Regions from separate parts of the Homo sapiens genome. Here regions 1 and 3 are each linked to region 2. The links are chromatin loops, found by intact Hi-C in ENCODE. Cell type or tissue: GM12878. All regions are shown on one strand. Each heading gives the region's core, and the rest is flanking DNA. Links, peaks and the distances in the headings are about the cores only.

Region 1 (11,247 bases), core at 1,840-9,839, 290 kb before region 2:
TCTCTGAAAATATGTCTTCAATATTGTAGAGTTGAATTTGATTTAAAAATCATGCAGTTATTCTAATGAAGGTTTGATGTGGGTTTAATTTAATGACATCATTAAACTATATAGAATGTGTAGCTTTCATTACTGTCAGTTATTTTTTATTTAATTCAAATAAAAGCAACTTTGATTTCAAATTCCATATCATTATTCCTTTTTTAAGTCTTGTGAAAATTACAAATGACACATTCTTAATGAAAGTTTTGCTGAGCATCTACATTATAACCTTTACAAAGGATGATGTAAAAAATAAAAAGGCTTGGAATCTGATAAGACAAGGTGGACTTTTACATTCAAACGGTTCGGATTCTAATTCTGTTAGAGTGAATTGAGTTGACTCATAATTCTGCTTATGGATTGCAGACTTGTGCTTATGAGAGGCTTACTGTCAGATTGGGTTGCATCTGGCTGCCTTTTCAAGTTTCCTGAAAACAGCAGTATGAGCTTGTGATGTTCATTCTGTACCACCAGAGTGCGTGGGGTGGTCGTATGCTCAATCCATAACTGCTTCTTGAAGCACAGGGTAGAACACTTTTCCCCTTTTAATATTATAAAGACTAAAGTGCTTTTTAAGAAAGAAGATCTAAAATTTGAAACAAGACATGTAAGTAAAAGCTGTCCAAGGCAACTTTAAATTATGTGATTCACACTTACGCCAGATGCTGCTAGAGAAATTCCTTGGTTTCTCATTAACATGGAGCAGTCCCCTTAGACTTCACACATAGTGGCCACTCACAAGCACATACACATTCATGCAAATGTTAGGAACGATCAACTGCATGCTTCCAACTGTACAAGTTCCAACAGAAGAGATTTGAGAAAATTCATTTTAAGGAGATGAGCTGCCATTAAAAATTTGTCATTACTTTCCTCAATCTACTTGGCTAAAGCCTCAATATACTTGGAATGAATATCCTTAATGAACTTGGCTAATTGTTTTGTGATGTCATTTCTGAGTTTACTCAAAATCCATTTAGAAAAGCATTGCTTAGACATAGGTAAAATTCAGAATTTTCTTCCCAGGTGAAACTATAATGATAAAATGTTAATTTCTGTTTATAACTACTTTAGTACAGGGAATATTTAGATTTATAGAACCATGGCTTCAATCTTCACATGAAAATTTATATTCACATTTTAAACTTATATTTTATTTTTATTTTTCAATCATAAATAAATTATTCTCTGTTCCTTAGTTTATAGATTGATCTTCAGTTTTCCTTTTATTCGCTTGTCTATTCGCATGGTCATTTACTGGGTTTATACGTGGTCATTTTTTGAGTCCTATGAGTAGGCAGTTTTGATAGGACCTAACTCTTCAATTGCAGTTTAAAGTTAGGTCACATTTGGCTGGCTAGTGTTAAGTCCAGGATGTTTCTGTCCAGAAAGTATAGAGAGCTCTTTTTCTTTCTCTTTAGTAAACAAAAATCATAAAACAAACTGGACACTGAATTAGGTATGTCATAAATATGCATATTTCTATACTAAAAATGTTCTTTCTTTCTTCCATTTAACCAAAATCGATAATGTAAGGCAGCTCAAATCTTTATATTAGTTTGAATTTCTATCTTGTATCTATTTACCTATCTGTAATGTGTGTGTTTATAACCCACTTGCTTTTTTTCCTCCTTGGCTCTAAGGAGAAAACACTTTTGTATCAGTTAATAGGTGAAATAAAATCTACTTTTTTATAGTAAATATGCTGAACGCATAGCTTTTTGTGAGTGAAAGTTTAACATTCCATAATGTAGGAGAGACTGTGCTCTATGTTAAAGTTATTTTGCTTTGAAAGAGAATGTAATCACTGTGAGGGTAAGGATATCATGCAATTTCTTTTGTTATAGTCCTTGTATAGTCACAACTCTACTTATAACGGGTATTGAACCTTTGACAGAAATGCAAAATATATTCTGCCTTGCAACGCATACAATTTATAAAAACTCAAGCAGGATAATAAGTTATCCGAAGGAACTTTTGGAAAGGGAAATTTTAAAATTACAAAATTTAAAGTTGAAAGGTGTATTTGTATCTGGCATAATTCCCAAGTTGAAGTTCTTCTTTTCAAGCAATATTTACAAAAATATAATATTTTAAATCATCATCATCATCATTATCATCATCTCATCATCATCATCATCATCAATCTAAGAAATACCCAAATATACACATCACTGTGTAAGGGATAAATGGTTCCTCTTGAAGCTTTTTTTTTTCTTTTTTCACCTGAAGAAATGATATTGAAATGGATAAGACTTATGAAAGAACATACTGATGGACATAATGAAAGATGCTTCACAAAAACATGTCTCACATATATATTTGCATTAAAGTCAAGTGGGTTATGTTGGTAAAAGAATAGTATCGACTGTTAATATATTAGGCTTTAGGAAAATTTGGATTAATACCTCTTAAATAGTCAAGATTTCTGGAGGAGCAGTGTTTCAGGAAAAAAGGAAGGATTTCTAGATACAGGGAAAAAAACAGATTTCTAGATATTAGGGAGTTGAGAAATAGAATATAATGAAACTTTGCCTAAATAAATTCTTTCTTAGTAATTCAATTGTAAGAAAGATGAATTGCAGTTAATTTAGTATATAAAAAAATTTGAATGCATATATTATTTTCTTAGAATTACAATCACAGGAAGGACAATCTATCAAAAGATATTTTTTAAAAATCATAAATTTACAAAAAGATTCCATGACTTCAGCAAAATCTTTGGGAAATGCTCACTTTTCTCTCATGTCAATGAATCAATTGTTGAATTGCTGAATCAAGAGACACATCTCTATACTTAAAACATTTCAAATGGAAAGAATAGTACTGAAGTTTAACTTAAAGAAATCATCCTGTACTAAGCAAATAATTCTTCCTGATATCTTCCTAACATCGTTCAAATGTACTTTTGTAAATTATACTCTTCCTGGAACTATTAAAATAATCTACTAATTCTGATTCTAGTTACAGCTGTCACTTAATCTATTCCTGATAAATTGTCACACTTGTAACTTTGTTCTTTTTCTCAGTTTAAAATTGCACAATGTTAGTGAAATGTTTAGACAAGTAACCTTATGAAGGAAGAAGTGTAGGTTAAAATAAATGTAACATTATATAATTGTGTGTTGTCTCTGCAAATAGTTTAAAAATAAAAGAGAATAAAATTACTCATTTGACATTTCAAAGCATTGAAATAAGCCTTGATCATACCTATAGTTATCACGAACTCCCACGATCTACCTAGGAAAAAAATCTTTACCTAATAGTTGGAAATCATCATTAATAGTTAAACAGCTTTAGTTGCTTTTTTTTTGAAGCACTTTTTTCTCTCTTACATTTTTCTTTTCTGTTGAAACATAATTTTATGATTCTCATAATTAGTACACAGATCTACCAAGTTTAGAATATATGTTACATAAGATATGCTAAAACTGGGAAAACTGTTATGTATACAAATGCTATAAATATTTGCATACATGGAAAAGCCTTTATTTTCCCAAATATTTAAAACATTTGGATAACTGGCACATATGAATTAAAAAATTAGAATTTGGATCTAAATTTTTTAGTCTTCATACAGTTGATTTTCCTCCAATGTACATAGATCATATTTGGTTTTTCTTTGGCTGTCCTTTTGATTATAGTAGCACTGTATTATATATAATATTAATGTTTCATATATACCTAAAATATTCTGGGTCCTCTTCCTTCTGAACTGCAACAAGCAACTCAGAGATTTCTGAATATAATGTATAATGTGGCTTAAAAGCCTTAACACCTCCCTCTTCTTTGAGGTGGGTATTTATTAATGCGGTTTCACCTAGTGACAGTTGCATATCTATAGTGTCTGCATACCAGCATCAGCACTCCGCAGCTGTACCATGTGTGGTTTGCATTCAGAGAGAATTGGCCTCTGAGTGTCAGAGGGAATGTATTGAAAAGTGCCCTCCATATCCTTGTTGGTAGTGATAATAAATGAGGACCATAATTAAATGCAGTCAAAGAGTTAAAACTAGAAATCAAATACGTTTTAGTTTTCCTGTGATACAATACAATCACTATTACTGCTTAAAAATAATAATTTAAATTGTTTCCTCATTTGATTTATTATTCTCTATATAGAGGGATTCCTTTGTATATTTTTGAAAATCTGAAGAGAAAGTTGGAATAGAAACATCTGGATCACACCACAGAATTTTAGAAACTATAAGTGGATTATGTCAGAGAGTCTCAGGACAGAATAGTTAGCAAAGTCAGCATGTTTCATCCTACTGTTACTCCTGGTCAAAGGGATAAGCTGTAGGAGAGTCACAAATTTGATAGGTAAAAACACCCATTCAGAAATCATCCCTCTGGTGCTACTTCCTGGGTTCTTCATACTTTCACAGAGCAGCACTTCTTCATTTGAAATATAGTATAACACAAACATCTCATTAGGTCCCATTATTCCTGATGTATTTAGTTCTTCTGCATCATCAAATTGAGCTGGTTGTCATTTTCAATGTGTGAAAGTTAAACTGCCTCAGTAGAAAAGACACACACCCTGAAGTGGGTAGCAGGAAAGACTAAAAAAAAATACAGCCACATATTTTTCAGAAAACAAAATCATTCTGGAATGAGATATGAGTAATAATGACATGGAATAATGGTACTTTAGGAGTAAAATATGAATTGAGCCTAGTCAGGTAACAGAGGCGTTTAGCAAGCTTATTTGGAAGTTCAATATGACATTGCTGGTTGAGGATGATTTTTTTTTCTGAGGTTGATCTTGTTTATAGATCCATATTTTGATGAGATATGTTAGAAATACTGAATATTTTTATTTTGATGTATTTAAACAGTAGTAAAAGTTATTGATTTGTGGGTAATTTTACTAATGGAAGATTTCATAAATTAATGTAATATGCCCAACACTAGGAGACATTATTATAATTTAAGAATGCAGTACCATTTATTTTAATATTTCACTTCTGAAAATGAATGTTTTGTTATACTTTTCTAAAATTCTTTGGAGAAAAAGGTAATTTTTTTTGGCTTACAGTTTCATAGAGTATAATTTTTAAATTAAGTGTTTCTGTTTTGTTTTATCTGGTTACATACGTGATGATTTGTATAATCTCCCTCAATCTTACATTCTTACAATAATCGTGCAAAAATCCAAATTGGGTTAAAGACAGAAATTCCAAATTTTCTAATATGCTCACACTTGGTGCCATCCTGACATTAAAATATCTGACCAAAATTCCCATTCACTATACAATAAATTCATTCTCCCTCAAAGTATATTCTGAATGTAAAAATGAAAATAGACGTTTATATGCAGTCTGAGCTAGAAAAAGGTGCTGATACTGTAATTAATATTGTACCGTAATATCTTTTTAATCTATCATGCTGCCTTTTGCCCTTTATGTTATGTCAGAAAGGAGTGTAATGAATGAGTGTGTCTGTGAGTATCAGCTTGAATTTGGTGAAAACCGCAGCAACATGACATTTCATGTGATTAAGCCAGATATAGATTCAAGTGTATTAGCTTTCACACAATCGAATGTAAAACCAATGATGATAAAACTTCAAATATTTTTTAAATGATGATTTCCCGAATTTATTTTAAAGCTCAATTTGCATAAAGCCATTTTATTATATTTAAGAAATAACAGGATTCCCTGACTTTGTAATGTTTCCTAGAAAGGTAACTCACAACAGTAAAACATCAGAATATTCAGCATTTTAGGTGAAGAATGAAAGATTTATTACTAAGTCAGAAAAGAATTGGCGTAAATCTGACTTGAAACAGCTGTTTAGGGGATTAGTGGGAGTGTCTTTTCAAGTCCTGAGAAGAATAATTTTTCTTCCTTTTTTATACCAGAAGGGGGCAGTAGTGGTCCATTTTTAATAACAGCTAGCGTTTCTTTTGTTATATGACATTTGATAATAAATAAATATCACTTTCTATTTAATGTTGAGGCATTTGTACAAAAAATTAAGATTGTAAGTATCTATTGTTAGGTTAAAAGTTAAATAATTAAAAGTTTTTATGCAAATATAATCTTATGTCTCTTTTCATCTAAGCATGTAGCTCAAAATTAAGATGTCCTGCTGTAGCTAAACTAGAGCACCAGTTCTTATTGCTTAATGTTCATGCTAATAATGATAGTTATAGAATAGATTAATTCTATAACACACACACACACACACACAATTTCAGTGAACTATAGTTTAGTCTCTCACCACTCACCAAGCTGGAGTCAGCACCCACAATAAAAGTGCTTTACAATTTATATAGCTTGTCATATTAGTATTTATTTCCAATATTAATTGTGGCTTAAAATAAATTAATATAATACATTATCTCGTAATTTCCAGGTTGATTAAACGAGTGGTGCATATGCACACTTAATGGGATGGTTGCATTTTACATCTCTCCAGATCTCCATTAAAAGATAAGCTGCAAATACAGTGGTTATTCTGCTCATTGGCTGACATCTCTCTATGTCCAGATCATCTGCTTAGAACAAATGTGGCCGGACAATGCGGTATTCTAATTCCACAAATTGAGTAATTGAAGAATTTCAGAGATGCAACAAGGATGGAATTACTGTCCTCGTTCTAGGTTTAGAAGGCAGGCATGCAAGTACCTAGAGAAAGAGAACAGATGAAAGCTGGCAGCCTCTTCATTTACAGACAGCACAATTTTCTGAATTTAGCAAGACTCTTCTTTTCCCCCAGAACGCTCTATGTAAGTGTTAAGATGTTGAGACATGCATTATGTTTTACATTTTCGTTAAGTTTTGCAGAAAATCATATGGCTAAGTAGTACTTGTATTATAATGGAAAAAGGTGTGAGGAAAAACCCTCCAAAAATGAAATCCACTTGTCAGTTTGAATTTGACATGTTTTATTACATAGTAAAACCTGTCAGCTAAAATTTTAGAGATTTACACCTAAGTTGTGACTGAAAACAGGTAAATGTCCTTTCAAAACAGGTATTTTGAATACATAAATGAAAATTTTGGTAGTTGTGCGCATGTAGAGTTATCTATTTTGCTTGCAAAGTGAATTTAAAATTTTTAAGAAGTGTTTCTGGTATTTTAAAATAGCTAAGAATAACTTATGAGAATGAGAACTTAGGAAACCTGCTTTTTAACAAAAGTCTACAGGATTATATTTGAATTTTGCACAGACAGTCAACTCACAATGTCATTAGTACATATTAAAGAGCACACCTTTCCTAGATTTCATAATGCAATTTAAAATACTTATTTGATGATGAAAAAATTTTAAGAATATATTTATATTTGATTGATATTAATGATAAATAAAACATTATCCCCAACAGTTAAAATGTTGTATAGATATTAAAAGTAATTAATTCAACACGGAATTTTTTTCCATTAGAAGATTCAGTTTTTCCTTTAAAGCTGAAGGTATTGTGCTGAGATTCTGAAACTCTGCAGCTCAGTCTGGAATTATTTTTTTCTAGAAAAAATGTGGTGAGCAGAGGATTTTCTTGCTATATTAGGACCTCCCAAGTTTCTTTCGGATCTGTAATTTTAAAAGGTTGTCATTACTTTGCTTTCTCTTGCATCCTCAATGTGTGTGTGTGTGTGTGTATGAGAGAGAGAGACAGAAAGAGTGAGAGATGGGGAGGGGGAAGAGGGGAAAGAAGGACAAAAAAGGAAGGAAAAAAGGAAGAAAAGAAGCATAAAATAGGAAAGAAAGAAGGATAAGAGGAAGGAAAGAAAAAAGTGGGAATGTCAGAAGGAAGAAGAGAATAAAAGAGGAGAAAAATAATGTCTTGGAGAGGTCTATACACTTTGACGGATTGACATTGCTAGTTTTTTGGTTCTAGCTTAGGAACAGTGTGATCCTGGCAGCAGCTTTAAGATAGCACATCTCAACTTTCAGAACAACATGATTTAAAGAAACTGTGTGACTCAGAGGATAGTTTTGGCATTGAGTTTGTGAGAAAAGGAGACTTTGCTTTTGTATTGCTCTTCAAATATAAGAGAAAATTCTGTTTCTGCCAACATAGATAAAAAAGCTATCCAATTATTACAACGCCAGCTTTCTCTTTACAAATATCAAGTGTAATTAAAGCAAAGAGCTAAATATTATAGAGAAAATAAGATGGAAAATGTTGGCTGTTGGAAATTGGCTTGGTATGGGCTTTGTGGATGGATGGCATTTACTAAATTGTACCAACCCTGCTTTACGTTTTTAGACAGCATTAAAGGATGAATTGTTGATTTGCCTGTTCTTTAACATGTATCACCTGCTCGAATATTTTTCCCACCTGATAATTTTTCATCAGCCTCTTCTACAGCCAGGCGTATTTTGGCTGTGAATAGTTATAGACAAAAAGTTTTCTGTCTTATGTTATACATGTGTGTGCCTCTGTCTGTGTGTGTATGTGTGTAACCATTATTTCTTATAGGCCTATTCTATACTTTTCTGACCTTTACCTAAAGGACTGTGGCTAATCTGTGTGTGTGTGTGTGTTTTACTGGCATTTTGCTATTACTTAAATTTCTCTGTTTTCCTTTAATGCCTACCTAAATATTTTCTCATCTTACCCTTAAGCAAAATGTCAAATTCTTGGCAGACAAAACATTGCATTTTCTTGAATAAAAGGAAGGCAATATCCATTTCAGCACTTTGTCTATCTATTTAACTAGCACTGTGCATCTTTTAGGCCCTCTGTAAATACTGAGCATCCACCTGAAATATTACGTTAGCCAACAACAGCAGAGACTGTGTGTCTCTGTGTGTGTGTGTGTGTGTGTGTGTATGCTGATTAGCAGTTGTGATTATGTTTTCTTTTCTTACCATCTTCTAGATGGTGCCTCTACTTTTTTATACTTCTAAGTACCTAATAAGAAAGTGGAATTAGAGAGGAATTTGAAGATGCTACACTGTTGGCTTGAGGATGGAGGAAAGGACCCCCAGCCAGGGGATGAGGAGGCCTCTAGAAGCTGGACAAGGCCAAGAAACAGATTATTCTCAGAGTCTCCTGAGGGAATGCAACCCTGTGGACCCATTTTAGATTCTGAGCTCCAGAACGGTCATATGTTTGTGTTGCTTTAAGCCATCAGGTTTGCTGTAATTTGTTAGAACAGTGATAGGAAACACAGCCCTCTCTGACCTCTGCTTCTGTGCTTACATCTCTCTCTGACTCTGGCACTCCTGCCTCCCTCTTACAAGGATCTTCAGGACTACATGGCTCCCCCGAATCTCAGGTCATCCAGGATCATTCTCTATCTCAAGATCCTTAACTCAATCCCATCTGCAAAGTCCCTTTTGCCATATAAGGTACTATGTTCACAGGTTCCAGGGACTAGGACATGAGTGTTTTGGGGGACATTGGTCTGCCTACCACAGACACCTCCCAGGTTGTAAAACACATCAGCAGCAGATTCTCAAGCTTGGCTCTAGGAGCAGCACTAGAGCAACAGGAGGTCGCCACTAGTCTGAGGGACCCCAGGCCTACCCGCGGCTGCTGCAGAGCTCTGTACCTCAGCAGGTGTCCATGCTTGGAGGGGAGTTTGGCCACCTGCTCTATGAGACACAGTGCTCCAGATCACTGTGTAGGCTTCTCAGTTGTCTGCAAGAACCAACTAATGGATAGAGTTTTCTCCGGACAAAGTTTTAAATTTCATATTTCCTGAAATCTTTGAGGCTTGTTTTGCTGCTACTTCTTTTTGGCGAATGACAAAAAGAATGGTTTGTACTTAATAAACAGGAACTGAAGAAATTAAAAAAGAGCTGTGGTATGTGTGACATGATCCCTGTTCTTGCAAGGCATTTATATATCTAGCAATATCCTGAGTTATTCGGGCTTGGGGAGATGCTTGGAGTGCTGTACAGTGAATGTCAATGATATCTGGTGATGGAATCATTTGAGGCTTTCTTCTTTGTATTTTTCTTTTTGAGTATAGTTTAGAAAAAGCATGTATCTTTTGTAGAAACAATAAAATTATTATTTAAAAAATGGAATTATGCAATCACTGAAAATTGTGTCAAACTACATATATGTACTGAAATGAAAACTGTCTAAGTTACATAGATTGAATTAAAAAGAAAAAATGTCATGGACAGTATATGCAGTACAGTAGTCCCCCCTTATCCAAGGAGGATACATTCCAAGACCCCCTGTGGGTACCTAAAACTGTGGATAGTACCAACCCTATATATATTATGTTTTATGATCTGATAGATAACTGAGACCATCACATATATAGTCTATCAATGACCAAAATATTGTTATGGGGTGCATGACTCTACTTCCTCTTCCTCCATTTCTTATTACTCTGTGGTCATAAAATCAGATAAATCATGAATGATTCAACTAGATGTTATTTTACATCTATAGGAATTATATTGTTTTATCAGACAAAAAGGAATTGAGAATAAAATAGTAATAATAATTTATTAGAAAAACATGCTATTTTTACAGTTTTTAAAGTAAATATAATAATAATTAAATATGAACTTAATTTTTCAAGGTAATTTTATATAAATTTACATAACTAGAATTAAATATTTGCCTGTGTCTGAATATTAATACATAAGTCATAATATTCCTACAGTAGATGCTTAAGACATTATTTCCATTAAATGGGAATAAAAAGATGAATATGATTATTTTTAAAATGTATTAATACTAGGATGAAACCAAGTAATAACAACATATAATTATATTGATAGGGCTTACAGAGGTAGCAATAGATAGTTTATTTACAATTTTGTGCATAAGAACAAAATGAGGTTTTGGAAAATTGTCTTGGCCAACAATTTTTTGTTCACATGCTTTAAAATTTATTGTGTAAAACTAGCCATATTTGATTTCTCAAAAGTGTCTTTAAAATGTATTTATGCTAAATGCTTCTATTATTGAGTCTTCTTCTATTTGCCCTCATAACCTCCCATTCCCACTCAAAAAGCATCCACAAAATAAACCCCCAAAATTGCTGAGAGGCAGTATCCCTTGTCTGGACTCATTTTCACTTAGGAAATGGTAACCAACTCATTGTTTTCTGTTTCAGAATTTCTTACAAAGATACATTCATTGTGTAAATTGTTGCTTCATGATTTTTGAACCTGAGACAAAAAGCAACTTTCAATTCTTGATTATAGCTTCTCAAAATATACAGTGTAATTAAGTGTTGAAAGAGCAATTATATTGTAAGTCCTTGTTTCACACCCAAA
Region 2 (11,247 bases), core at 1,345-9,344:
AGCAAAAGTTAACAAGTGTTGGCGAGGATGTGGAGAAACAGGATCCCTTGTACACCACTGATGAGAATGTAAATTAGTACATCCGTTATGGAAAACAGTATGGAGGTTCTTCAAAAACTTAAAAATAGAACTACCATATGATCCAGCAATCCCACTTCTAGATATATGTCCAAAGGATATGAAATCAGTATGTTGGAGAGATAGCAGCACTCTTATGTTCATTGCAGTATTATTCACAATAGCCAAGATATGGAATCAACCTGTATCTATCAGTGGATGAAAAGATAAATAAAATGTGGTACATATACATAATAGAATACCATTCAGCCTTAAAAAAAAAAAGAAAATCCTGTCATTTGCAACAACATGGATGAACCTGGAGGACAATATGTTAAGTGAAATAAGCCAGGCACAGGAAAATAAATGCTGCATGATCTTACTTATATGTGGAGTGTAAAAACGTCAAACTCCTAGAAACAAAGAGTAAAATGGTAGTTACCAATGGGAGGGGGTGGTGGTGAGGGGTTGGGAGATGTTGATCAAAAGATATATTAATAATTTCAGTTAAATAAAAAAATTTCAAGAGATCTATTGTCCCTTATGGTGAATATAGATAATAACAATGTATTGTATAACTTAAAAATTACTGAGTAGATTTTAAGTGTTTTCATCCCCCAAAAATAAGTATGTGAGGTAATGCATATGTTAATTAGCTTGATTCTGTCACTCCAAAATGTGTATGTATACATTAAAACATATGTTGTACACTATAAATACAGACAATTTTTGTCAACTAAAAATAATAGTACCAGCTAATAGTAGTAGAACACTTGCTGTATGCTGGACTCTGTTCTAAGTATTTCGCATGTATTAATTAAGTTAATAATATAACACTGGCTGCTTCTGTAATGCAACAAGTCAATTGCTGTCTGATCCCTATGACACCAAAGAAGTTAGTGATTGTTCAGAGTCATAAAACATAAATAATTCCTGGCCAATTCAAAGAAGCATTGAAGAAATAGTCTAAATAAAGGGAATAGCATTTGTAAATGCGTGGATGCATGGACCGTCCATTGAACTACAGATAATTTAGTATATTTGGAGCATTGGGAATATGAAATAGTGGTAGGAGGAAAGGATGAAAAAATTCAGCAATTGTATCTTGAGGAACTAATATTTTATGCTGATGAAGTTGGAGTAGACAGAAAGTGAAGGGAAACTATTTAACAATTTAAAGCATGGTATTTACATAATCAGAATATTGTATTTTAGAACGACTATTCCAGTGGTCATTCCAGTTGGTATAGAGAATGAATTAGGAAGGAAAAGTTAGAGTTAGAGAGTTAAGAGACTATTGTAATAGTAAAAGCAGGAGCTAATAGCCTGGACATAAAGCGGTAGAGAGGGGATGGAGACAGTCAATAAAGTCCATAGATATTAAGAAGTAAAATAGAGGCCAGGCATGGTGGCTCATGCCTTTAGTTCCAGCTCCCTTCTGGAGGTTGAGGCAGTAGGATGGCATAAGCCCAAAAGGTCAAGGCTGCAGTGAGCTGTGATCATACCACTGCACTCCAGCCTGGGTGGCAGAGCAAGGTCCTGTTTCAAAAAACTAAGAAAAAAAAGTAAAATAGAAAAGGAATGCTAATCAATTTTGTGGTGAGAAATTCTGATGGTTGATTTTATGTGTCCCCTTGTCTAGGTTAAGGTACCGAGATATTTGGTCAAACATTATGTTAGATGTTTCTGTTAAGGTAGTTCTTAGGTGAGATTAAAATTTAAATCAACAGATTTTTAGTAGAGCAGATTACCCTGCTTACATTATGAGGTTACTTAGGTTGCATAATGTGGATGGGCATCATCCAATGAACTGAGGGCCTTAATAGAAAAAGACTGACCTCCCTGGAAGAAGAGGGAATACTGCCAGCAAGCCTTTGAACCTGAATTGCAATGCTTCCCCGGGTCTCCAGCCTGCTGGCCTACTCTGAAGACTTTGGACTTGTCAGGATTTCCCAATCATGTGAGCAAATTCCTTAAAATAAATCTTTCTCTTTATATATTCTGTTGGTCCTGTTTCTCTGGAGAAGCTTGACTAACATGGAGGGTAATTGAAAAGGAAGAGTCTAGGATTATGCCTGCAATGGATAGTTGTCGGGGCCATTCACAGGCATTGGAAACACAAAAGGAAAGATGGGAGGATATAAAGAATTTAGTAAATCAGATGTCTGACCCACATACAAATGGAGAGGATTAGTGGAAATTTTATAAGGCTAAAAGTCAAGCAAGAAATCTGGGATAGATATTCCACTCTGGGAGAGGGGTTCTGTATTTGGAAAAAACCCATTCAAGAAAAACAGCAGCATAAAGATAAGAATAGAAACCTGGGATAAAGTAAGAGAATGAGGAGACTAGCAAAAACCTTTTAGGGTTGAAAATAAAAAACTGGGACAGAGTAGAATCACAGAAGTCAAGAGAAAGAGAATTTTAAGAAAGGATGAGTCAAATGCTACCAGACTACATAATTTTGAAATTAGAAGGAAATCAGTGCCCTTGGGATGAAGAGTTTTCAAGACCTATAGATTTAAGATCGACAAAAGCCAAACAGCACTTACTACAGTAGTGTTCAGAAAAGCAAGACACATTTTTATCTATCTCATAGCCAGATTTGTAATGAAATTAGGAAGGATATTTTCACTTAGCATACACATATTGATTTGATGTGCAGCACAACTTTGAGGCTGAGAGAGTTCAGGAAACTCACCATCTTCCCTTGTGACAAAATGGCATATCCAGAATTTGAACTTGTGTTCAGTGCTCCATAAGAGAGTCATAATACATTTATTTGCTGTAAAAAAGCAAGACAAGTAGCCACATATAGCAATAGCTGAGAAGGGAAGAGAAAGAGACACAGGGAAACAAATAGGAATAAATAATCTTACACACAAACTTGCACTTATTTATAAGAAAAGAAACAATATAAAGTATCTTAGACTGGGAAGAGAAGTTGTTAGCTGGCCACATGGAAAATACAACAGAAGGATTTCCACAGTGGTCATTATTCGGGAAAATGCCTAAGTATAAGATGAATGATTGTTTGGGAAATATTGGTTTATTAAGAATCTGTGCCTTTAGGTGACTCAGAGAAGGAAATTCAAATTTCTCAAGTGGGGCTTCAGAATTCTGCATCAGTACTACTTTGAGTTATTTAAAATAATTATTCGGCTGCAAGTCAGAACTTTTGACTCTAAATATGTGGGAATGAAGATCTGCTTTAAAAAACTCATATATAGGAGTTATTTATATTTTATATGTAGACACTCAAATAAAGCATCAGTGCGTTTAAGGGAGGATGAATGAGTATAAATGCACTCTACATGTTCTAGAAATTAGATGCATTAAAATGCATGTCAGCATTTCTCTAATAAATAAAAAAATTAAAAGTATGTGTTTATATAATTGTATTTTTTCAATTCTGTTCTACACCTATTGTTTTTATAATAAATTCCCACCTAAATCTGAAAGAGTGGTAGAATTTTCTAATTCTTTTGAAAATCAGCTGTAAACTTCTTCTAGAGTACTTATATTGTAACAAAGTTCAAGAGTTGGCTACAATAATTTTTAGCCTCTACAATTTTGCAGGTTACCATTCATTAGCAAAGGTAGGAAAAGATATTGTCCAAAATTTAACAACAAAGAAATTATACCAATCAAGTATCCTTTAAAATATTATATAATTTATGTATTTGATATGCTTGTTTGCTTATTAATAATTTACAGAGTAGTAAATCAAAAATGAGATCTTAAGCATTTAGAAAAAGAACGTATGAGACAAAATAATGGGTGCCTACAAAAACAAACTCTAATGCTTTTATATTCTTAATGAAAAATATTGCTTGTAGGTATTAACATATAAATGCCTGTTCTCCACACCCAAGTTCACATTGTCAACACAATTATCTAGTAGGTATATGCATTATTTCAACATACTTTTAGAGAATATAAATTCTCCAGTTTTAAAAATTCAATTATCTTAGATATTAACCGACTTATATGTAAATATAGTTGAATGACTTTTGCTGCTCAGGTTTTTAATTATTTTTGTTATTTTATTAAATTATTATTTTAAATTATTTTATTTAAATTATTTTATTAAATTATTAAAATAATTTTTGTTATTTTATTTCACTAAATAATGTAAACTAAATAAATGATATAAGCTACAGATATGCTTAATCTCTACTTCCATTAATAATTTTACTTTTATATCTATCCCAGCATTATTAGACCTCTCCATACTAGTAGAACGGTTAGTTAAGACAATCCAGAAAGGAGAAAGAAAACACAAATGCATGAACTTTAAACTTTTTTAATTGAGTATTTTGTATTAAATGAATATTTTGTAATTTTACAGGATGTTTTCCTGTAAAATTAAATATGTAAGCCAAAACCCAAATTATTTCTTCATGCGTTTTTTTTTTTTTTTGCTCAACCTCTAACAGTTATTCCAATAATTTATTCCTTCTGAGGTAAAAACTTCTGTATTTTGGGAAGTCAGCTAAATTAAGTAACTATGTTTGTGTGTGACTGTGTGTGTAATTTCAATTATAAATTTACAGATTATATGACTTCTATGTGAATATAGATGAAGTTCCTCATATATCATTGTATTCAGCTCATATTGTTTAAATTTAACAAAATTTAACCCTGAATACTTGTTTTTGTAATTATACTTCAATCTGTGCACAGCATTTCTTGCCATAGAAAAATTATAGGCTTCTAGGTTGTGAGAGTGGATCATTGATTACAAGCAACAAGATGGAAAAATGAGTGGAAGTAATTAATTTTACAGATAATTGTGAAGTAATTTATTTCAACAAGCACTTTGTTTTCTTTAAAACTGCTATATAATGCAGCAGATTTAGTAATTTATTGCTTCATATTAATAACAACCACTATTTTCAATACAAACACTTCAGAAAATTGCCCTTATTGGAGAAAACAGACATTGCATTTTATTTCCCAATAGCTTTCTAAGTGACAATAGGAAAGACACACCATTACATACCATTTCCTAACGCTAAAAATCATAAAGCAAAAATGTTTTTTCTTTCAGGCCTACACGGAAAACATAAAACTTTCCTTTTAAAATAAGAATCTCATGACCAGTCCTTTAGTCTTCAAATGACCAGGTGTTTTATGACAAAGATTTCCAAAGGTTCTTAGTTTTCAAATTTCTATCAATTTCCTCTTAATATAAAACTCATGCTATCTTTGATTTTTTTCTCGCAGAAATCCCAAATACTTGGATATTCTCTTCTCTTTGAATATATTTCATAACTGTTGTTATGGTAAATCCAAATTTACTTTGCTTAATCTAGTTATCTATCCATAAAAGTCTTCCAAGTATTCAGTTCTAAAAACAGCCTTTTATTTTTCTTCTCCACTGACTCATATTTTAAGCAAATTGCCTATTACTCATGCTTTGAAGAGAATGTTTTTAGTTTGCTACTTTACTTTTTCCTTAGGGGAAAAGAAACATTTTTCATGTTCTAAATTCTTAATTTAAATTAAGACTTTTTGGGGGTGGGGTGGGGGACTTGTTTATATTGACCATTTCACTCCATGTGTTTCAGGGTTTCACAGAAAAGCCATAGCAACTAGGGGACTCTAGTATACATACTGCCACTTAGCCAATGGTTTAGAAATTTTCACAAGATTAGATTTAAAGGAAATATTAATATATTGAGTTTCATTAAATTTCTTCAACACAATGTGATACTGTCACATAAAATTTGAAACTTATGTAACTTTTAAAAAAAGTTACCCTTTTGTGAGTTTTTGGAGTTGTGCTTTTAGATAAAATTGAATAAAATCACACAAGGAGCAAACTTAATGCTATTGTAATGCCTCTAGAGGGCAGTATTAAATTATTTGAGATTATAACTTAGACTTTTTCTCAAGCAAGTCACTCAATATTTGAAGAGGTGACAATGAAAATGGAAGAGGGTAATGTTCTTTTTGTAATCTTATTCATGGATGCAAATGGCTGTGAAATCCAAGTCCTCACACTTGAATCAACAAGTGTTGTGGGAAGAGGATTTTTTTAATTGAGCTTCTTATCTGCTCTCCTGAGAAAGAGCTTATTTTCTCCCACTACTAAGGTCTCTGGACTTTTATTGGCACACTCAAACTACATGATGCTTAGAGAGTGAAAGCAAGTACCTGTTTTCCAATAAGGACTCTTTCCCTGCAGACCACTGTAAGAGCCACACTTTTGGTCGGATCACATTATGTTCACATTTGTGATTTGAATTGCGGATTTTGAAATATTCAAATATATTAATTGTTTCAATAATCTTCCAAATTGTATCAGCTGCAAGTATAATTTTTATCCTATGAGGACTCTTTTTCTCACTACATAGAGATGTAACATTTTTCAGATGGTTTCTTAGCTCTCCAATACAATAAAAAGAACACGTAAATATAGGGGATAATGAAATCCTTACTAACAGGTGTCAGTTAACTTTAGCCCTTTTCTCGCAGAAACCACGCTTCATCCCTGAAGTACGAGAGACTCCTGAGACAAGGGTGAATTATTTGCCCTGTTCAAATAGATAACTATAATTTACAGTTTTTCATTTCAGTTATTTTCTTTGTAGATGTATCTTTCCAAAGTTATAAAGTCAATTTGATTTTTCCTGAATAATCATGTTACACCCTGAGGTGATGAAAGAAGATTCGAGAACCCAGCTGCTTTCCTGTATTCAAAACTGGTTGAAAGCACGAAGGTTTATTCTTCTTCTTGTTTATATAAAAGGTAGGATCAGCGTGACTGCTTTACTCATTCTTTTGACATTCTCTTTGGGAGTGTAGAATATATTTTCTTTTATACAATATGCTTCCAAACTGAATACAGAATCTGAAGGATGGTTTTACATTTCTTCCAATAATTTTTGTGAAAGAAATATTAAATATGCCCTTTAAATTTGTAGCAGCCATGCTTAATTTAAAACTAAGTACATAGGAATTGTTGATTTTGGAAAAAAAACTTATTTGTTAAGATAGCTTATATACTTTATCTTCTTAGTACTCTATTTGTACAATATTGTAAATATTTTATGAAACCTTACAGTATCTATGTGAGAGGTATAAAGCATTATTCCTGCTTTTAAATGGAAAACATTGAATTCTAGAGTCGAAAGTGACTTCTGTAAGGTTACATATAGATCAACATTGGCATGCATAAGAAAAAAGTTTTCTAATTTCTGTTGAAAACGTCTTATTTGAAATAAATCCTTTCTGCATCAGAAAACAGCCATCCTCTAAAAGTAAAGGAAAAAAAGCTATTTGTTTCCAACTTTCTCTTAACACCTGGAGTCTCCTCAGAAGGCAGATCTCCACTCCTCGAGTGCTACACCCTTGTCTGCCCCTCTTGCCAGCCAGTGGTACAGAATATACCAAACTGCAGATATTTCTGCTGTAAATGCACTGATAGTTTTGCTTCAGAGTGCAGCCACTGTGGACATAAGAGAATGATCGGTCAATAAACTCAGGGGTCTTCTGATATTTTTAATACACTTGGATACAATTGGCATTAGCATTCCAGGAAAGTCCCTGATTTGGAACGTATCACTAATATCTCCCACTGGCCCCTGTGGCATAAGGGATACCGTGATGTACGTTGTTTCAAACATTGGACATTCACACCTGGTGGGAGTACCCTGGATTTATCAGTGGTTCTGCTCCTCGCATACGCCTGTACATACACTAGTTTGTGAAACTCTTGGAGGCCGCATGGCTTGTGATACACGTGGAGGTCCAGCAAACTCAAAGAACTCCGTTCTCCAAACTCAAAGAACTCCATACAATCACTGTAACCATTTACTGGCCAATCTCTTAACCTGTTTTTCAACCCCTAGATTCTCTCTTTCTACCCTAATACATCCCACCTTCTGCCTCTGCTGTTCAAAATGTGTCCAGACGCAGCATCCCAAGCCCCCTATAATCTCATCCCTTCTACTTAATATTCAGGTAAATATCCGTTTCTCATGCAATATCTACCATCAAAACAAATCGAGTCATGGGTATGCCAAAAACTTCCAACACTCTTTGTTCAACCCAACCCTTGCTTCAGAGTTCTAGACTTGAATATATCCAGTAGTCCCTTTGCATCAGTATTTAGATGCGCCATAGAAAAACTGACCTCATCCGGAATGTAATTCATCATCTCCATACACAAACCTATTTTTCTTCCTGTGCTTCCAATCACAGTGAAGAGCATCACAATTCAGCAGTTGCCCAAACCTGGAACTGCTGCTTTCTTCATCCGTAACTTCTGATTATTCCTGAAATCCTAAATATCTCTTGAATCCTTTCACTTTTCTCATCTTTCTGAGTCTGGCTCACCATCATCTCTTGAAATGACTCAGAAACAGAAAGCCACAAACTGCACGTTCTCACTTACAAATAGGAGCTAAGCAATGGGTACACATGGACATACAGTGTGTAATCATAGACCCTGGAGACACCAACAGGTGGGAGGGTGGCAAGGGGGTGAGGAATGAACTACTACCTGTTGGGCACAATGTAGATGATTTAGTGTATACTGCTTAGGGTACACTAAAAGCCCAGACTTCACCACTGCATAATATCCATGTAATACAGCTGCACTTGTACCCCCTCAATCTATTTTAAAAAATTAGAAAAATAAAAATAAATAAATAATAAAATACTACAGCATTTCTCATAATGGAATCAAAATAACTAAAACAAAATTTCTTCACTTGAAACTCAAATGATTCATTTTTCTTTCAGGGTGAAGTCCATATCAATTATATGGTTTTCAAGATCCTGCATTATCTATGGTTTATTCAACCAACCACAATCTTGGCTTTCCTAAGATTGGCACCAATCATGAAAAAAATCCATTTTTCCCTACAGGAAAACAATTCTTACCTCGATTTCTAAATGTGAGGGAATTCATGGCTCTGAATTGTGGTAATCAAGTATTCTCAATTTGTTACAGACAGTTGCCTTATCTTATATTAATATTTCCAAATATTCATTCAGACACTTCTCCATGTGGATCACTTCTCTCAAGCACATACTATTCTAAACAGCCAACTTGCTGTTTAACTCTTCCTCAAGCATCAGGCTTTAGCTTAGGTACAAATTTTTATAGGATGCCTACCCTACAAGGTAGGTATGTGGGGTCCTACCTGCGTGTGCACATAGCATCCTGCATTTCCTCCATCGAATGGTTATTATATCTTGATTTCCTATTCACTTAATTGTATTGTCTACTAGACTCTTAGCTCCATGAGGGCAGGGGCTCTTTCTCTCTTGTTCACACATCTGTACTCAGTTCTGGATAGTGCTTAGAACCATTAGATGCTCAATTAACATTAGTTAAGTGAATTAATGTAGCAAATATATGTTAGAGTTCTAAGCCTTATGTCATATTGTTCCTTTTTTGGGAAAGCCCACATTTTTGTTTATATTTTTGTATTAAATATTATTTATTTACAAATAATCTCAAATATACAGAAAAGTTGAAAGAACAGTGTAAAGAATTTCTTTTCCTGAACTATTTGAGACTACATTGCCAAATTGTTGCCTCATGATCCCTTAATCTCTTTGGGCTGCTGTAACAAAATACCTTAGACTGAGAAATTTACAAACACAGAAATTAATTGCTCAAAATTCTGAAGCCTGGGAAGTTCCAGATTAGGTGCAGCTCTTTCAGTGTCTGGTGAGGGTCCATTCCTCATAGAAAGTGCCTTCTATGCGTCCTCCTATGGTGGAAGGGCAAGGAGACTCCTCCTCCAAGTTTCTTTTAGAAGGGCATTAATTCCATTCCTGAGGGCTTCACTCTCATGACCTAATCATCTTTTAAATGATGATTTTAACCCTGCCTCTTAATATCATCCCAGGGTGGCTTAGGTTTCAGTAAATGAATTCACAGGGTGGGGAGGGGACACAAAAATATTCAGACCATAGTAACTCATAATACTTTTAACATGTGTTTTCTAAATGTTTTCTAAAACACATGGACATTCGCCTATATAACCAACATGGAACCACTGAAATTAGAAAATACAAGATAAGTGACTACTAATTTTCAGACCCTTTTCAATTCTTGTCAAATGTACCAATACATCCTGATCCATACATGGAAATGGCAGGTCTGTTGGATGGAAGAAATGAATTAACCAATCCCTGAGCTACCTTAACTCATGACTTTTTCTAACATACATAATACATTTTTATATTGTTAGAGCCATTTTGAATTGACTTTTTAAATATTTGCAAATAAAGGCAATCTCATTGTTAAATAATATTTAAACAGTTGTATGTTGTTATTTTATGCATTTTGGTCGTGTATCTCCATTTAAAATTTTAAATCCTGAAACATATGGACCATAATTAAGAATCATTTTCCAGCCGGGCGCGGTGGCTCATGCCTGTAATCCCAGCACTTTGGGAGGCCGAGGCGGGCGGATCACGAGGTCAGGAGATTGAGACCATCCTGGCTAACACGGAGAAACCTCGTCTCTACTAAAAAAAAAATACAAAAAATTAGCTGGGTGTGGTGGCAGGTGCCTGTAGTCCCAGCTACTCGGGAGGCCGAGGCCGGAGAATGGCGTGAACCCGGGAGGCCGAGCTTGCTGTGAGCTGAGATTGCACCACTGCACTCCAGCCTGGGCGACAGAGTGAGACTCCGTCTCAAAAAAAAAAATAAAAAAGAATTATTTTCCATATTTCCCAGCATCAAGCACAGTGTTTGCTGCATAATAAATATTTGATAGATATTCGTTCATTAATTATATTCTCCTTTAAACCTCATTACATTGTTCATTTTTTTCTGTTAAATTTGAAAGGTAAATATTTTATATACTTCCATGACCATGAAAGAATCATCTAGAAATAAGACTATCAGAGCACACCATTTTAAGAGCAGAAATGTTTTTGTTAAAGAAATGTATTGCAAGTTTTCTTTTCTCTTACTTTAGTATAAGAGTATAAAATGTCAGATTTGAAAAGGATCTTATAGATGATCTAGCCAAATTCCATTTTAAAGAATTATATTCCATGGCTCAGGAAGAATTTATGGTTTTAGTAATTTTTTCACCAATCTATAGTTAGCCCTTCAAAGTTGTCCTATATACAGTAGTCCAAAGTATTTGAAAACCCACAGCCTTGACTACTACATCATGCTCTTCTGAATGATCTTTTTGATCAAGTACAAAC
Region 3 (11,247 bases), core at 1,629-9,628, 430 kb before region 2:
AATGCGTTAGTTTTATATTGCTGCTGTAACAAATAACCACAAACTTAGTTGCTTAAAACAGTACAAGATTATTACTTTATAGTTCTGTAGGTCAGAAATCTGGGCTAAAATAAAAATGTTAGTAGATCTGCATTCTTTTCTGAAGAATATTTTATGGGATAATCCATTTACTTTCTGTTTTTCAGATTCTAGAGGATGTCTGTGTGCCTTTCTCCCCTTTCAAACGATAGGGAAGATATACTGAGTCCTGTCTTCAGCTAGGGGATGCCCTGGCCTCCTTCCTATCTTCAAAGCCTGCAAGAGTGGGCTGAGTCCTTCTCACTCCACCCTCTTCTTTTGTGTACCTTTTCCACTTGTAAGGACCCTTGTAATTGCATTGGATTCACCTGGATAACCCAGACTGATCTCCCTATTTTAAGGTCAGTTGATTAACAAACTTTTTGCTATGTAATTTAACATAGGTTCTAGGAATTAGGATGTGGTGGAAAGGTATTTTTGCACCAGTCGCAAATGACTTAGTTATCAGTTTCATTTTATTATCAGAAATCAACTCATTTTGTTATCAAAGTTATTTGCTATTCTTTGCTACTTCATTCAAAACTGGAATCCTGAGTAGTGCTCATTTGGACATAAAGCCCCATGGTTCTACCCACTTGCTTTGGTTGTACTATTGAGAGCAGAAACTTCAAATCCAGGATCTGTTGTCCTCTAGGGAGTCCTGTAATTCATTCTGCTTCTTCCTGGAGGAGTTGCAAAAGGGAGCCCCCACTGGGTGGAGCAATTAGAAAGTGGTTCCAGGACTCATGGTTTGGTGAGAAGATAAAGGATAGATTTCAGCACCACCCCAGCAGGGTACAACCTACACACAGCAGCCCTCCCACCTCACTTAGAGTTTCTATAGACTATGCCCCATGTTTTCAGCCTCTGCCTTAAACATTTATTTGCTCTAAGCTTCTAAAGGGTAACCTGTGTCTTATAAAGTCCCTTTACGGCTTATCTTAGTGCTGAGGACGGGGTAAACCCTCTGGACCCTGTCTTGCTGTGATCTACAAGTGACAATACAAAACCACACCCTCTTTTTAGACAAAATTTAGGCATTTAAAAATAATAGTTTATAGATTTCTAGCTATGTAAGATGATTTATTGAGTGATTAAAAGCAATCTTATTTATGATAAGTTAAAAAAATCAGGATTCATCTTCTATACATTTCTGCTCACAGTTAGAATCTGAATGTCCTGTCATCTGTGTAGGCTCAAGGAATTAGCTACTCAGAGAACCCAGAAATGGCCAGGAGCCCTTGGAAGAACAGTCTCTCTGTGACCCCATTAGCTTCGAGTCCCAGTTTCCCTGGAAAAAGTAGGGTGAGGTGTCTGACATTTTATTGAGATAAATTTTCTGGAATAGGGTTCACTCCAAGTAGAACTTCCCTGCTCTTAGGTTTATTAAGTTTCCTAGATATTTGGGGAAGGAATTCTAGATGTCTTGCGGTCATTTTCTCATTCTGCAAGTTCTGCTGAAATCCAGCATATCAAGGAACAGTTGGAAGCACAGTATGTCTAAGAGGGAGTTTTGAAAATACATAGAGGAATTTAGAAAGAAGTTTTAGGACACGAATTACAAACTTCAACTAGTTCCTAACTTTTTTGGGGCTGTTTTTGAATGAAAAGTTGTGATGGATTTCTAGTACAGTCATGCACTGCTTAGTGATGGGAATATATTTTGAGAAATGTGTCATTAGATGATTTCATCACACGCACTTTATACAATGTACTTACACAAACCTAGATGGTATAGCCTACTACACACCTAGGCTATGTGGGATAGCCTATTGCTCCTAGGCTACAAACCTGTACAGCATGTTATTGTACTGAATGCTGTAGGCAATTGTAATACAATGGTAAATATTTGTGGATCTAAACATAGAAAAGGTACAGTAAAAATACAGTATTATAATCTTTTGAGACCACTGTCATATCTTGTCTGTCATTGACTGAAGTGTCGTTGTGCAGCGCATGGCTCTAATTCCACAGGCATCTCAGGTCATACGAAATGTGTCATGTTATTAAACATTTCTCCATTTGTCATGGGACAATACTTAGCTCTCCGTGTAGGAATATTTACCATCCTGAAGGTTAAGGTCTTCAGGTTAGACCAGCCAACAGAATTCAGGAAAAAGTTTTTTTTTTTTGGGTGATAATAATAGACATCAAAGAACTTTTAGAGATGGGATCCTGAAATTGATCAACACTCTTTTGGAAACATGTGACAGAAACCTAATTCAAATTACCTTGAGCAGAAAGGAAACATGGTGGCTCTTGCAGCTCCACTAGTTCACATGCCTGAAGGAATTGTTGGGGAAACTAGGATGCTGAAAGGGTCTCAGTACCTCTGGACTCTCTCTTTCTATCTAGCTTTTATCATGCTGGTCTCTGATTGGCTTTGTTCTGCACACAAGCTTTTTTCAAATGATGCAGAAGATGCCTGCTGGTAGCACCAGAGACCTAGCTCCAGACTCAGCAGTCCCTGAGGAGTGGGAACTCCTTTCTACCAGTCCTGTTCTAAGGAAGAACTCTGGCCTTCCTCGTACCCTATGCCCAAATGCTTGGAGAAAAAAATTTCTCTTGCCATGGGTGTACTATGAGTTAAAAGTGCTGGCTTCATTTTCCTCGAGCTTGTTACTTAACCTCTTGCTGGAAAGGTCCCTGAGAAGAAGGTTACAATTCAGAGGAGCTGGCACTAGGGGAGGAGAGTGAGGTGTTCAGATGCAAAATATAAGGAGACATTGAACAATTCAGAAATCAAGATAAATTTTAACACAATATTTTAAAAAGTCAGGTTGGTCTCCTATGCCTTATGGATTGACTGCCTGTTTTGGTAAATAGTTTTTAGTGAAATGAGAGCTGAGATGAGGCCGAGGTGAGTAAGTCAGGGTCATACAAGGTAGGGTCAGATCCTGTCTTTGTTTAAAATTTGATATTTGGTTCAAGAGTCTTTAGGCAAGCAGAAAGTATAAGATGGAAGAGTGGTGGTGCTGATGTGACTTGTCAGGGTTTAGAAAGGCTAACTGGATGCGCTTCTTCTGCCTGAGTTGAGAGATAGATGCAAGGGTTAGGCAGATAAAAACTTTTTTCGTGAGAAAGTTTTTGGAGAAGGTGGTTTGGTAATAGTCCATTGTCCTTCCTCCTCTATACCTGCTACGTCTCCCCTGCCGCTAGCTATCACTTGGGATAGTGCCTCAGGTGATCCCATGAGTTCCATTTACCCAGATCCCTGGTTGGCACTGGTTCAGGGCAGACAGGAAAGAAAAACCCTTGATGTTCATTCCTTATAGTTTTTAATAAGTGAACACCACCCACTAATCAGATTAATCACTCCTAATTCATGTAAATAAAATGAGGCAAGAGGCTAGGGATGCTACCTGAAGGCATCTTTATATGGAAACGAGGGGTCAAGGAGAAGATTTTCCACTAATAATGACTGGAAAATGTCTATTCATTTACTGTCAGATGTTTGAAAACCATGGTTTCATCAAAGAAAATTGATCTGTGGGTTGAAGGTGGACTGAGAAGCTGCCATTTATACCCTTGCCTAAGGGAATGCCATACACCTGAACTTCACAACGTCCAAACTTCAAAATTATAAACAGCTGGTGTCTGCTGAGTACCTATTATATGAAACTGTTCAGTGCTGGACCCTGGGTCCTGCCCTAAAGCAGTGTAAAATCTAGTTGGAAGGGGTATTAGTGAAACAAGGCAGGTCATGTCAAGAACCAAATAGCTGCTCTAGGAACTGGAGAAAGGAGAAATGTAAGAGACATTATTATTAAGGCAGCCTTTCTTTCTGGGAGAGGATATACTTCAGCTGGGCCCAGAAGAAAGGGTATTCTAACCAAAGGGAGCAGCTTGGCTGTGTAAATTTACAAACTGAGTAAAGTTACACAGCTTGGCATATATGTTGAATATTTGGGAACTGGCAGGATATTTGTCTGCTTGTGAATTCAGTGGAAGAAAATTACCAAAGCAAACTACCAAACACATTAAACAATCTCTCCGGACCAAGCTCTGTGGTGCTTCTTATGCATCATCCAATTTAATCCCCCGAAAACTCTATGAGGTAAGGATTAGCTCCATTTCATCAGTAAGATAGCTAAAATTTATAGAGGTTAAACAATGTTTCCTGGTCACATAGATCACATTTAGGAGATAAGAATAAAATCTACGTCTATTTAAATTCAAATTTCATGATCTTAGCATCTGTAATATTGTGAAGCCAAGGAAAGAAAGGCTGGGCATGAAGAGGCTTAGGGACCTGTCCCCGGGTTTGTTCAGTTGCTCTGGAGGAAGAAGAAAGTAAAATGAGGTTGCTATTAAGCTGGTTTTGCGTGTGGTAAAGTATTTGCTCACATGCTGAACAACATTTTTTAAAAAAACAGTTTTTAGTTTTTTGAGACAGAGTCTGGCTCCGTCGCCCTGGCTGGAGTGCAGTGGCACGACCTCGGCTCACAGCAAACTCTGCCTCCCGGGTACAAGAGATTCTCCTGCCTCAGCCTCCCAAGTAGCTGGGACTACAGGCGCACCCCACCACATCCAGCTAATTTTTGTGTTTTTAGTAGAGATGGGGTTTTGCCATGTTGGCCAGGCTGATCTCCAACTCCTGACCTCGGGTGATCTGCCCGCCTCAGCTTCCTAAAGTGTTGGGATTACAGGCATAAGCCACCGCACCCAGCGTGAACGATTATTTTGAATCACCTATGTTATTAACTTATAGCATAAGGAATGGGTAAAGAACCTGAGTACAGCAAATACAAGACTTGATCTTGTATCTTTTCACCTTACGCAGGCAAGACAGAAAAGCCAGCAAATGGGTGTTAAACAGTATAAAAGCTAATCACCTAAGGACACACAGAGTGGTAGAAGCAATCAGGAAAGGTCTTCCCACACTTACATAGAGATGGAAGATCCTCATTGAAATAACATCATTTTTAATGGATCAATTTCTACTTTTATACTAAATAGGAACACATTCGCTAGTATAACCGTTTATCACCACTAGATGTCACTGTAAGACTAAAGTTAAATTGCTGCACCTCCTTCCCAGCCCTCTCTTTTCAGATTTTTTTTTTTTTTTCAGTGAAAAAGTGGATTAAGAAGAAGAGATGAAGAGATACATGATGATACTGGTGGTTGGGGGGAGTTAAAAAATGGAGTGCTTTTATCCTAAACAGATCTCTTATTCTACTGTGTTTCCTTTTGCAGAACATTATATCACTTGTAGAAAAATAAGGTAACTTCCAGTAAATCTATTTAGAGTTAATATTTTTAGTTTTGGATTAAGAATGTACTAATTCACTCAAAAGTAGCCACAGCTTTAGATCTAGACTTTAGTTGTCCATTTGTGATAGTATTTTAAATTGTAGTTTTAATAAAAAGAAAGCAGACATAAGACAGTGTCCTCTGACTACTGCCGTCTACATTTATGAGAACAGTATATCTTCATGGTGATAAGGTGTTGGTGAGATATTCTTCTGATTTTATGGTCTCACTGAGTGTAATAGAAGGAAGCTCAGCTATCTTTATGAATGCCATTTTATTCAAAGATATCTTGCTTTGTTAAAATCCACAGAATTTTATTGCCTAAATTATGTGATGAAGATTTCTCAAAAGGAAAAAAATCTTTTTCCTTCCTGTTATAGTCCTTACATTATTATGTAGATTTTACTGTGGATAAAATATTCTGAATTTTGGAATTCTGTTTTCACTTTTTGATATTTTAGAATGTTAATGTAACTTTACAACTATTTCCTTCATTCCAATGGTTTTGTCATGTTGTGTCTCTGTCCTGACCTGTGACTTCTTCACCTCCTTCCTTTTCCCGGATCCTCTCCGCTCTCCACAGCCCTGACTCCCTGATAAAGTCTTTCCATTGCAAGGAGCCTTTCCATTTTATCTATTGCTTGCATGCCTTGCTTTTTGCTTTTCCGTACTTTTTTAGCTCTTCTAAATTTAGTTTCTAATGAAGTCCTATACTTTTCTTACCAGCTTTTTTTTCCAGAATGGCCTCTATTAGCTCTTTATCTTTGATGACAATAAAGCTCTTTATCTTTGATAACAATAAAGAACATGAAAATAATAATGGCTTATTTCCCCCAGCCTCTCTTTCTCATAATGTTTGTGACCACATGGCACCAAGTAACTGGTTGAGAAACCAGTTTGGTTGACCAGTTACTAGTTTTTACTACTTCCTATCAAATACTTATTTGGGTTGGTGTTTATTCCTGGTGAAAAGACTGGATGTTTGGATTCATATGGACATAGCCTTTGTCTCATCCCATTTCTTACAGTTCCTCAGTTTTTTACTGTAACTACCCAATTTCATGCAATTATTTTCTGGTACCTGTAGGGGAGTGACCTGATCAGTCAGCCTGAAATTGTCTTCTTCCAGTTTGTTAGGAGGAGATAAGTTTCTAATGTTTCATCAATAATCAAATAACCTATATATGATATATAGGACAGAAGGGAAACAATAATCAAATACCAATTATGAAATACTCCATGGTTCCCATGGAATGTGGCTAAGAAACATGAAGAAAATAAGGCCCAGAGTATGCAAAAGAGAAATTGAGAAATTACAAAGTTAAGCCAAGTATTAGATCTACCTTAAACACCTAAGAGTAAAACAGACCAATTATCAATTTCTCTTTGAAAGGCTCCATCTGCTAGGAACTTCTGCTGATTTGCAGTGGAATTTAGGTCATAGCTACTCAAAGTGTTGTTTTGTGGACCAGCAGTGTCAGTATCACCAGGGGCCTTTTTAGAAATATAGAATCTCAGGTGCCATCTCAGACCCACTGAATCAGAACTGCAGTTTAGCAAGATCTCCAGGTGATTTTTATGCACATTACAGCTTGAGAAACACAGATTTAGGTCATTGTTAGAATTAGGACTACTTTATTTTCTTAGGGGTTCAAATGGTGGTTTTTTTCTTCTCCTCTTCCCCCCTCTCTTAAAACATTTGGGAAATATTCTCAAAGCAATAAGTCTCAATTTTTTTTAGCCAACAGAAAACAGTAAGAACCCTGCTTTACATTTTTCCAAATCCAAATGGAAACAATGGATTTGGAAATGAAAGAGAAGCAATGAAAGAGAAGGTATAAAATAGTTCCAATGGTTTGAGTAGTAATATATTACTTGATCTCTGTTCTGTATTAGACTTTGTCCCCAGTGAAACAATTATACAGAAAAACTCCACTAACTTTGTATTCTTTAATTTTCTGTTGTCGCCCTGTCTCTTTCAGCCATGAAATGACTTCTTTTTTTCTTTTCATCAGTCTCTGTCTCCCATGCCTCACCTCCCTGGCCCATGTTCCAGCTGGCAACAGTTTATGAAGCATGTTGCAGTGTTAATACCTTGTTAAGGCTATTTTAGCTGTTGGGTCTTTCAGAGGTCAATGTCAGGACTGTTTTACTTTGAACCCTTGATGGGCAGGGTAAAGCTGGGGACATGTCGAACTTCTACCTTCTCACACTGCAGGAAGCCTTACAGCTGTAGGCATCTCTTCCCATGATGCAGTATTGCTGCAGGCCGTGTAAGCAATTAGAAGTATTCTGCTTCTAGTCAAATAATGAGGGGGGAGTTTTAAGACTTATTTAAAATTATTAGTGAAGTAGACATGGAATCATTAGGTTTCTTTTATATTTTAAAATTCAGTGCAGCCCAATATAGGTGTTAAAGACTGGATACATTTTATATCCTTTATTTCTAACAGGTGTCAAACATTGTTGAGTTTATAACAAAGAAAAGAAAATGAAACATTTTCCTCCAGTTTTATTATACTAGCATATTGTTTGACATCATTAGGATGTTTTAGTTTGGCAGTTGATTTTTCAGATTTTAAAAATAACATTTTAAGCATTTTTTTTTTGTTTAAATGCAGGGTGATTTATTGAAACCATGTTTTGGTTGTTTTGTTCAAGAAACATACATCATTCAGGTCTCTAACTATGAGGAGAGGAAGCAGGGATAAAACATATTGGTGGCACAAATCTAATATAATCCAGTTTTATTCCAATTGCCGTGCACCTAATCTCTTTTTATTCCTCCACAAAAATATATGCTGTATAAAGCATACTTTTTTTCACACTCTTTTTTTGGTTAATTTAAACAGGGAACTTGAGTGGTCAATTTTTCCTCTTGCTTGTAAGGTTAACTATAGGCCAGAACTGTTTGTTTCTTTAATATTGACTTTGACTGCTGTTGACATTTTTTAAGGTCTATTTCTTTTAATAGTACATAGTTTAAGGAGAAAAATCAAGACTAATTAGTTGTTAATGAGAAACGTGTATAATGAGAAACAAATGTAACATTAATGTCATGTACAATGTATGTCTGTGTGGTTTAAGAGGTAGGAACACAACCATTATTCAAAATTAAGGAATAAAATCATCGTAATAATTACTAGCAGATGTGTTGTAACTTGTATTGCAAGTCAAAGTTTCTTTGTCAGAACAACGTGGTGTAATATTTGATAGTATGCAGTTGATATGATTTTTGAAGGCTTTACATATTTTTTTTTACCATTTTTTAAAAATCCATCTGCCTGGCATCTTAGGAGATTGAAAGAGATTTAGGCTAATATTTTCTTTTCCTTGCAACGTTATTATTCCCTTATCAGCACAGAGATATTTGTTGATACACTCTGACGTCAGATGGGGATGTGGCAGCCTCTTACTCGGCCAGGTTGCTGTTCTCTCATGGTCTAAGGAGCATCTTGTATGCTGCCCAAATACAAGTTTACAAATTGTATGTTTTCCACTGGAGACTGTTGAATTCCACTCAGTAGCTGGAATACAATGATCATATGACCTCCTGGATTCCTGGCATAGAGATGGACTCACTAGTTCTCAGCCTCATGTGCACAGATCCTGTACCACTGAGCAACATCTTGGGGTCAAGCAATAACAGAGTTCACTTCAGGGAACTCTGAATGGAGGCCACTCTGAAACATTGACCTTTTAGAATTACGGATGAGCAGGACTAAATGCCTGAGCTAAGGGTGTTGAGGATATGGGGTTGAGGGCAAGGAAGGGAAGACAGACAGTGAAACTTAATCCGAGCAGGTGTGAGGTTAAATACTTGGGCTGTTGAATGGTGTGAACCTTAGAAGATGACAGTGATAAAACCATTTTCTGCTCATCTGTGCATCCATCCATCCATTATTCAGCAAATATTTATCATATATATATGTGTTGGAGCAAAAGTTACAGCAAAGAGTAAAACATAGGAAGTTTCTTTTCTCATGAAACTTATGTTCTAGTGGTTAATAATATCTGACATTATTGAGGCTCACTATATTCTAAGCACTCTTCTAACTACATATAATATCTCATTTAATTCTTATAACAATCCTTGTAGATTGTTCTAATTAAAACAGTAATAAGAAACCTCTGTTTCAGATATGACATCACTGATGGTAAAAATGAAAATAACACATTCTTACAGAACACATACTTATACAAAAATATTTTTGATTATTTTCAACCAAATACACATTTAAACTACTGAGTTATTTAGATATCAGCATAAGTGTAAGAACACCTTTCTATCACACACACACACACACACACACACACACACACACACACACACACATATTTAAGTAAGAGGGAGAAAACCCTCTAATATGATATTGAAATTAACCCTGATAAAACAAATGTGTAGGGAAAAGCAATCATTGGAGTATGTGTGGGAGGGTGTTTTACATTTATGTTAGAGCCAGTTACTAATTTGTTCCTAGTAAAGGATACTTTTAAGTATGGATACATGCACCATTTGCGTCAGAATCAGCAGGAGTGCTTGCTAAAACTGCCAGTTTGGAGGCATCTCCCTAAGCACAGTGTACCAGAATGACCAGAGGCAAGTCTCAAGAATCTGCATTTCCCACCAAATCCCTAGGTGATTCTTAATCACACTAACGTTTGAGACCCACGGATGTAGAATGTTATTTCACAGTCTCATATCTCAGATGGTCTCTATTTGAAATTCTTGAAGAGTTATGTTGTCAGCTGGTGAACATCTGTCTAGAATTCTAATACAAGCAATAATAGCGCATAATAACATACAATATCCATTAATGTTGAACAGGGTGTCTGTTCCCTGGCATTATGAAACCTAGAATATTGCTTTTCTTTCTATGTGTGTTATGAACTAGTAGCATAAATCTCAATTTTTGTCTTACTGCATTTCTGATGGCTGTTCTTCCATTTATCATATTCAATGCTTTAGTTCCTTTGCTTCCTGCTATTTTATCATGTCCCTGATCTTCTCTCCAAACTAATTTTTAAAACTTATTTTGAAAATAATTGTTTTTTAGAAGGGTAAGGATAAGTAAATATGTTTTGTCTATGATCAGGCCAGGATCACTAAGTTATTAGATACATATTTTTTTCTTTTTATTGGTCAAGGTGAGAAGTTGAACTTCAGTAACAAACAATTCCAATATCTCAGTGGCTTAACATACACACAGAGTTTATTTTTCCTTTGTGCTACAAGTCTAACATGGGTGTGTGGGGCTTTGTTTTAAATAGCCTTGAAGGAATATAGGCTATAGGAGACTCTGCTTCCTATGAATGCACTGTCTGAAGCACATGGCCTCTTTGACTAGGGCAGGGATGGAGCCTCACACATAGGCTTTTAAATGTTTTGGGCAGGAAGAAGCACATACCATTTTTTCTCTTAGACCGTACTAATTGGTCATGGGTCTTTACCTAATAAAAAGGAGGCAGGAAAATGTGGGGAAGCACATGTATATTTGGTAGGCCGTTAACACTTGCCGTATTTTTGGTAACTTTGAATTTTTACTTCAGTCTCACACTGCTTGCTATGAACAAAGCAGATGTGGATTACTGTATTTCATTCACCCAGGAGGGAGGCAGAAAGAAGACACCTTTGTTAAAAGATATTGTTGCTTGTATCAGGTAGTCTGAAAACAAGTTTCTCTTAAGCCCACAAGTTAGGTGCTACAAAAAATACCAATAATGAGTAAGCTACAGACGGAGAAAAATCATGCAACAAAAGAGAAACAGAATATTTGACAAAAGAAGACCCAAGTGATAGTTTTTAATCCAACAAAAATTTTTGTTTTTAATACATGACAATTCTAAGAAAAGGGCATATTGGATAGGTACTACAAGAAACTTTGAAGACTTTTTTTTTGGTCCAAATTCTTTTTGTAAGTAATTTATTTGAAA

The links. A loop is a pair of places that touch in the nucleus more often than their neighbours do. Peaks named below come from ENCODE experiments on the same cell type or tissue, not always from the same donor. Only the 100,000 strongest peaks of a DNase experiment are listed, where the experiment ranks them.
Region 1: it touches region 2 in a loop (4-fold over the local background); 8 of 110 quality-filtered maps call a loop at or near these places.
Region 3: a loop joins it to region 2, with 2.7 times the contacts of the local background. A loop is called at or near these places in 8 of 110 quality-filtered maps.

The regions. Positions count from the first base shown.
Region 1 is chr5:91,636,038-91,647,284 of GRCh38, forward strand. No RefSeq gene overlaps it. Among named protein-coding and RNA genes, the nearest start is that of ARRDC3, 260 kb to the left of the region's middle. In GM12878, for the core only: a CTCF peak has its summit at 5,917 (motif pointing right); no DNase peak of the experiment used is centred there.
Region 2 is chr5:91,923,513-91,934,759 of GRCh38, forward strand. No RefSeq gene overlaps it. Among named protein-coding and RNA genes, the nearest start is that of ARRDC3, 550 kb to the left of the region's middle. In GM12878, for the core only: no CTCF peak of the experiment used is centred there; a DNase peak (open chromatin) is centred at 5,952.
Region 3 is chr5:91,495,079-91,506,325 of GRCh38, forward strand. No RefSeq gene overlaps it. Among named protein-coding and RNA genes, the nearest start is that of ARRDC3, 120 kb to the left of the region's middle. In GM12878, for the core only: a CTCF peak has its summit at 5,041 (motif pointing right); no DNase peak of the experiment used is centred there.